Linked DNA regions of Homo sapiens: region 2 is linked to region 1. A link is a loop called in an ENCODE intact Hi-C map of the cell type or tissue named here. Cell type or tissue: endothelial cell of umbilical vein. All regions are shown on one strand. Region 1 overlaps NLGN1 (neuroligin 1). Region 2 overlaps NLGN1 (neuroligin 1).

What was found. Peaks named below come from ENCODE experiments on the same cell type or tissue, not always from the same donor. Only the 100,000 strongest peaks of a DNase experiment are listed, where the experiment ranks them.
Region 2: a loop joins it to region 1, with 7 times the contacts of the local background. A loop is called at or near these places in 1 of 110 quality-filtered maps.

What each region holds. Positions count from the first base shown.
Region 1 is chr3:173,936,521-173,940,520 of GRCh38, forward strand. All of the region lies in intron 4 of NLGN1 (neuroligin 1), which reads left to right. Among named protein-coding and RNA genes, the nearest start is that of NLGN1-AS1, 18 kb to the left of the region's middle. In endothelial cell of umbilical vein, no CTCF peak of the experiment used is centred here; DNase peaks (open chromatin) are centred at 1,851 and 2,831.
Region 2 is chr3:173,742,496-173,746,495 of GRCh38, forward strand. All of the region lies in intron 3 of NLGN1 (neuroligin 1), which reads left to right. Among named protein-coding and RNA genes, the nearest start is that of NLGN1-AS1, 180 kb to the right of the region's middle. In endothelial cell of umbilical vein, no CTCF peak of the experiment used is centred here; DNase peaks (open chromatin) are centred at 766 and 2,216; H3K27ac peaks cover 4,000 bases.

The DNA.
Region 1 (4,000 bases):
GGCAACCCTTGGACGTTATTACTGCAGTTTACTGCAGTATTTTCACAAGTTTTTACATTAAAATTCTCAACTGAAAGGGTGCCACAAGATTGAAGATAGGACCTTTAGAATGAACTAACTTGCATAAGCATTCATTAATTACTGTATTGATTCTATCATTTTTTAGGTCCTCAAGGTATATGTCTTATTTAGTTGTAACACACTGTTACAACATTATAGCCGGAAACGGCAGACTTCCTTGCATCAGTTTTTCACCTGAAAATTGGTGCTTTTGCTTCAGCATTCATCATTATGTGTTAGGCAGTAAGTATATTTAAAAATTAGAGAATTTTGAATTGACAGTGGTTTTATTGTATCTGTATTGGGTTAACATTTTTATTTTCACTATTTAGAAATACAAGAAAATAAAACAGGCTTCTTCCTTAACTAAAGTAGCATGTAAAAAGCATATAAAACTCATTTGAACACAGGGATATATGTATACACAGAAACACAATGAAAGTTTTCTAAATTAACTAAAATGTCAAATTATGGAACTAATAACTTTCCTTCTTCCATCCCCCTCAGCTTCCTCTGATCCCACACTATAGGTCCCAGAGCATTCAGTGAGCAACCAGACCAAAAAGATGTTTAGAAATGTGACCAAAATTAGGATTCACTGGCTCTGAGTAAGAATATGAGCTATTAATTATGCGTACATAAACTTCAGCTAATGAACTCTGTGATGATATTAGCTGCATAGGTACTTTTTTTTCTTCATTATAAACTGGATTTCAGATTACTGAGCTTATGAAATAATTCACCCATCAATGAGAGGTGTTGAGATATATACAAATAGAACAAAGATTATAGCTCAGAGAACAAATTAATATACTTTATGAACTTCACTAGTGGCTCAAATTGGGAGATTAGATTTATCATTGAGTCCAGGAAATGATGATACTTCAAAGAATAGGTGTAACTTGATCAAATCTTTATATTGCAAGTTATTTATTACTACTGAGAATTAAAAATCTGAACTTTGTGAATTTTTAAAATTAATTGCAATGGAAAACATTAGACAGGACTTGTATGCAGGAGAAAACATATAATCTGCAGCTTATCTATGCCATATCCCTTAGTAAGTGATGGTTAGAGATAAATTACTAATAGCTACTAATCACTTGACAAGTGATTTTATTTATGTCATCTGTAACATCTTTGCATTATATCTCTGCAAAATGTTGGGGTTTTGTAAAAATGTGATTAACGCAAAATAAGATAGTAGAAGCAAATGTCTTTCATCAAAAAATGCAAGGCAATTTCTCTGGTCAATTATGTATGAAGATATACATTAGTGTTTACATTTTCAAAGTTAACCCTAGATGCTCCATTAACATTTCAAAATTTAAAATGTAATATTTGTAAATGTGACCCAATAATGTAGTTGTTCTGATGTTAAAAACAATCCATCTGGGTTTATATTAAGTACATATAACACTTATAACAATAAACATAAATAGGCCATTATGTTATCAAATACTTATGGAGCACCTATTAATTGTCAAACACTGGGAATACAAAGATGATTAAAAGAGGGTCCTTTTCTTCAAGGAGCTCACTTTCTAGCATGGAAAACAGAAATTGCATCATATTTTGAGTGTGGTTGAGTAGTCACTAATGCTATTCACAAGAATTGCAGTTCTCCTCTTTTCAGGCTCGGAGTAGAATGATACTTTCCAGTGCCTCAAAGTTAGGTATGGCCATTCGAATTGTTTTAGAGGATAAAACGTGAGCAAGTGCCCCTCCATAGCAGAAAATGTAAGAGCCAGAGCATGACTCAGCATGTTTATTTTTCCCTTTACTGTTGATGCTGAGTACTGAAGCATTTATTTGCCATGGAAACATAGTCTTGGTGGCTGAGTTACTAGAATGAGCAGAGGCCTTTCAGTGATCTGCAGTGAACATGCATAATGACCAATAAATGTATATTTGTTGTATTAAACCACTGAGATTTTGGAGTTCTTTGCTACTGCAGTGTGACTTAGCCCGTGTTGACATATACTGCTATCACATACAAAATGTCAAGGAGGTGCAAAGGAAAAACTTCTAAGCATACTGCTCAAGCTTGTAATAGATAGGATCAAATGAGTAATTAATCATTAATTTGGCTTCTCTAATACTATAGCTTGACAAGAGGACTAGAACAAACACCCTCCAGATTAGAGGAGGCCCTTAGCCCCCCTCTTTTCTACTCTGCTTCTTATCTGATCAGCTCCTACAGTATGAAGTACCGAGAAAAGGCATCAACTCAGTGGCTCCCAGCATCAGTGATTTATGACAGATGTCCTTAGTGGCAAGAGCAGGATTTAGGGATGGTGATCTATAGCCCACACAACATTCTACCAGCTAACTGAGTCAGAGATATAATTTGGGGTGAAATAAGTAAATCAATGCTTTCCAAACCGAGCTTGTCAACACAATGACCAGAGGAACCTATTTTAAAAAATTGAAAAAAATATTTTAAAGTATGACTGAACACATGAGAAAAAATGCAAGCCATAGCAAAAGGTTACATGATATAAAGCACACATCTCTTTCTTTAGCTAGCCTGTAACACTTACTCCAAAAATCAATTAATGTACGTAGTTTTCGCATGCTTCCAGAAATATGTAATATGTGTGTATATATGTATAGCCCTAAAATTTCAGCTAGAAATGTTTATCTAACGGAGTTCTCCTGAGTAGAGCTCAACTGTGCTGGACTCAACCATCAACATTGATTTTCCATGTTCTTATCCCTTCAACTGAAAAGAATCAAGTTAAATCTGTAGGGAATGAAAACTAAACAGCTCTTTACATGAAGTTCCATGTCCTATTGCATTTATCTCGTGGGTTAAAATCATTCATTGATCGCTAATCACCTGTGGTTGTTTACACACAACAGGTTCCCTGGACAGCACAAAACCACAAGGAGGATTATACATACCACAGGAAACAATCAATAAAAAAGGCACATAATGATCTTCCTGAGAGGAAACTGAAAGATTTTCCCTTTGTGACAGTCTGTATATGTGTGATAGGATTGTCAAAACAGACATAAGGGTTTCCAGCTGGCAGGAAAATGTTTTTAACATTTGGTTTTCATATCCACTTTTCTTGTCTCACTATAATAATATTAAAAATGAAAAAAATCATTTCAAAATTTCTTTTAATAGAGAATTCAATGCTTGTTTTGCTTTTCTGCCCAAATAATAATGAAACAAGCCTTTTATCTCCTTTGGAATATTACTGGGTTTTGTTTTTGTTTTTGTTTTGCCTCGCTGATGCCTAAAATATCTAATCAAGAGTCCATTTTTGTTATCCAAAAGAAGTTGAATGACATTAGTTTAGGATTCTAAAAATTGATTTAATGCACTTTTAATTCAAAAATGATCACTCGGTCTTAAACAAAAATCACATTGTGTATAATCCACTAAAAATACTAAAACTTATGTTTCAGGCACTGGACTAGAAACAAACTAAAACCTTGAATGAAATTAAAACTATTCTTTTTAAATTTTACACTCAAATAGTTATAGCTTTTTTTTTTTTTTTTTTTTTTTTTGAGATGGAGTCTCGCTCTTGTTGCCGAGGCTGGAGTGCAGTGGCACGATCTCTGCTCACTGCAACCTCCGCCTCCTGGGTTCAAGCGATTCTCCTGCCTCAGCCTCCTGAATAGCTGGGATTACAGGCATGCACCACCACGCCCAGCTAATTTTTGTATTTTTAGGAGAGGCAGGGTTTCTCCATGTTGGTCAGGCTGGTCTCGAACCCCTGACCTCAGGTGATCTGCCTGCCTCGGCCTCCCAAAGCACTGGGATTACAGGCATGAGCTACCATGCCCGGCCTCAAATAGTTATATCTTGTAGGTTCCTGGTCTACAATATATACCTAGTTCTCATTTGAGGAAATAATGGAACTCTTTAACTCAATCAACACCAGTTTATCTTTCCTCATTTTCTTTCAAAGCCTTTAATATT
Region 2 (4,000 bases), 190 kb before region 1:
TAGCTTGTATATTCCCATGTCATAGATGAAGAAGCTGAGTGTCAGAAAGATTAAGAGATTTCTTTAATTTCTTTCTTATGCCTAGATATATTATAGCTATATTCTAAGCCTTTATATTTTCCTTCATAACATGTTTTTGGTCATTTAAGAAAACAAGTATTTCATTTTTATATGACATTTTGATGCAACAAATTTCCCCTGAGAGTTCAGTCTACATTTCTTTTTTACTTTCGATTTGTGCTAGACATTTTTGCAAGGGAGCAAAAGTTGTAATTTGTTTTCCATGAAAGTGGCCCTGGTTTTTTCATATTAGTTGATGTTTTAGGGATGTGTTTCCATTGTTTATCCCTAAGAAAAGCAGAAAATACATTTCTTTCATGCTATTTTGTCTAAGTTATTCCTCCAGATTTGAGGGGGTTGTTTGTATTATGTCTATAAAATTATTTGCATGTACTTGTATTTAAATACATACACCCATAATCTTCAATATAGAGATTGCCTGGCTAGACCTATGTCTTAATAACAACTGCATTGCTACAGAAGGCCAGTGTAGGCAATTATTCGCTTTCCTCAATATGCTGAGGCTACCAAAACTTGCATGGAACAGCTATTGAGACCTTTCTCTTGATGGAAGTTTTCTACTGTTGACCCTTAAAGACTCATAATAAACTCACACTTCAGCAATAGATGGTAACAGTTAAGTTCTACGTTCTAAATTTGATTTATTTTTATCATTAATGTTTGATAATGGCTTTAATATTTAAAATCATGCAAGCATCTAACAAGTTGTAACATGTACGGAATTCTGAGTAGCTTGTCCTAGAGTGTAGTCTAAATTATGTTTTCTGTGAGAATGATTTCGTAGTGACTAAGCACCAGCAGCTCAAGGGACAAATACACCATTTACTCTATTATATTATATTATATTTTCTTCTTTGAACAGCTGCTACTTATTATTCATACTACTTCAGTGTCACTGTTAGTGCTTTCTACTATCTAATATATCACAGCATTTGCTCACATTTTTGCCTCTTTCACATAGAATTTGAGAAGAAAAGAAAAACAGGACATTTTCTTTTTAGAATTTCCTCTTTTTCTTCAGCCTTTGAAAATGGTATTGCTAACATTCTGTTTTCTATGTCTAAGTGGAAAATGTTTCATCCTTGCTGAGGTTACAGGGATGAAATAACAGTAGCAGCAAGCTACTGGCCTTTCATTGGACAGTTCGTTGGGGAGGGAGTGGGGATTGTTCAACTGACTCTGGAACTCTGGATGGGGTTCCCCATCTCTCCCTCAGGGTTAACTTCAGTCCATATAATTGCTTTAACTGCCTGCAGAGTTCAATGTTCAGAGACAGACACTTGGATTTCATTTATTCTAAGTTTAATGTTTTATACAGTAAAACATGTCAGAGGAGGCAGTTGTCAATACTCCAATTTCTGAACACTACATATCACAACTTTTTAAATTTAAAATGACTTTATAAATTCAGACAAATAACTCATTATAAATTCAAAATAACTAGTTAGAAATTCAGACAAATTTCTGTTACATAAAGATATAACATGATATAGTAAGGGAAGGTAAAAATTGCATGGATTGGGGCCAAACTAATCAACATTTATATCTGTGCTTTATCCACTTTAGTTATGAAACCTAAAACCATTAATTTTATTCTCTGAAATTCAATAGAATGGGAATAAGAAGATTCAACTTGAAGGGTTGTCATGAGAAATATATAACACATCAGAACAATGGATGCTACTCAATAGGTGTTCAAAAAGTGTTTTTCTTCCCTTCCTTTTCTTCCTCTTCCTTTACACAACATTTATTGAATGCCCAGACACTATGCTTAATTTAAGGAGGCAATGATAAGTAAAAGCAGATGCACTCTCTGCTCACTGGGAGCATATTTCCTAGTGAGGAAAACTATGATAAAGAAACAATCAAGAAAATAGTGAGACACTCTGACTGGAGCAGGTGCTGCAGAAAGGAGGGACAGAGAACAGCATATTTTAGAAGGATTTGAACCTGTCACAAAGATCTGGAAAGACTTCTGTGAAAAGGTAACAACGTAGCTGAGATCCGAGAGATAAGTAGGAGTTAAATAGGCAATATCTTCACTACCACCACCGTTAGAAAGCATGATTGTGTGAACACTAAGCTTCCTTTAATTGTTCAGAGAAGTAAAACCTGCCAAAAATTTTGTAAATCATTAAATTTTGCTATGTATCACATCCTTATCTTTCCTTCTCCCTTTCCCTATGATCTCACCTTTGGTTTCTTGTGGAGGCCACTGATTGGCAGTGGTACTAAAAAAGCTGTTATTTATTTATTTTTTTTTTGACATCTTTGTTGCTCTGCTGGGATGGATCTGATATATCTTATTCTGCTACCGTGTATACCAACAGCAGAATCACACTGATCACTCTTTGTCCGCACTGTCAACTTCAGTTGTTCCCAACATTGTTAATAGACCGCCTATCTTTCCTTGCACTTAACTGAAACTAAGAGGTACTGTTGGATCCATGATGCACATTCTTAATGGCTCATCCCTAACCAGAACTGATGAGCCTTCTGTATGGAGCAGACCGTGGCAAACAAGCACAATGGCAGTTGTTTTCATCATCTATTGTGAAGTGTCTATAGAACTTAGTGACTTGATGTCAGCTCTTGCCATATTTTCTGTGCTCAGAGATGCCTTGCTTGTGACTAATGTCCTCATTACAGATTGAATGAAGAAAAAAGGGAAACGGAGAGCAGATGACAGCCTTCCCCATCCACTGAAAGAACATTCTTTTCCTTTCTTATCTCCATGAACTCACCCCCAAAATGTTACCAGACATCATTTTTTTAAAGTAGTAGATCCTTGGAGATCCTAGTTTATGCTAATTGCATCAGCATTAAGCAATTTACTAATTTAATTAAATAAATTAATTAGCTTATATTTTTTACCTAAGTACATCTAAAGCTTTTTTTTACGAGAAAGAGTTGGTTATTTATTTATTTTAAACAGACAAAAGTTCAAGCAAACTTACAAACACCCGTGTAGTATCAGTAATGAGAATAGGGAGGAAGGTAGTATACATTGTTTGAGACTGAAAGGAATTTTAATTGATGATCATCAGCCCCACACCTAACATTTTATAGATGAGATTATATGGCTTGCCCTAGATCACACTGCAGGTGTTTAGGGAAATCTCCAAGCATCAGGCTAGGTGTTTGGATGCAATATGCCATGGCTATTGGTGGCCCAGTTACCTAGTTCCAGGGAACAGATACTCCAGAAAGAAGCGGTCTGATTTCTTTGTCTTTATTTTGACAAAGGATAATTTGAATCATGGACTATTAGTTCAAAAGGAATTTCAGATAACCATAAGTTAGAAACATTCACTTCACAGATAGGGAAACTGAGGCTTACATCATTGCAATCACTTATCCAAGTGTGTAACTGGTTTGCAATCAGGACACTGGACTTACTCAAAACTACCTTAGTGTTCACTGAATGCCCTCTCTAAGTGAGGCATTGTACTGGACAGTAGATTATAAAGGTAATTATAAGGATTTTCTCTCTCAGGATTGACAGCTTGTTTTCCTGGTTCCTAGGCAGCAGAAAGGAATGAACAGTTTATACCCACCTATTAATCTTAGGCTGCGCTTGGTGGCATGCACCTGTAATACCAGTTATTTGGCAGGCTAAGGTGGGAGGAGCCCTTGAGCCTTGGAGTTCAAGATCAGCCTGAGCAACCTAGTGAGACCCTATCTCAAAACAAAAACAAACAAGCAAAAAAAAGTTAAAAAAATTTATCTCATTTTATGGGTATCCCCATTAAAATATTTCATTTTCTGTTCTTATTCTCAAGATAAAGTTTAAAATGCTTAGCTAGACTCTATATGACCTTTTACACTTGGCCCTTTGCTTCCTAACACTCCTGACTCATCTCCTAATCCTCTCTCCTCCACTTACTGACCTCCAGTCATTCAAGCCTTGTCCCGGTCT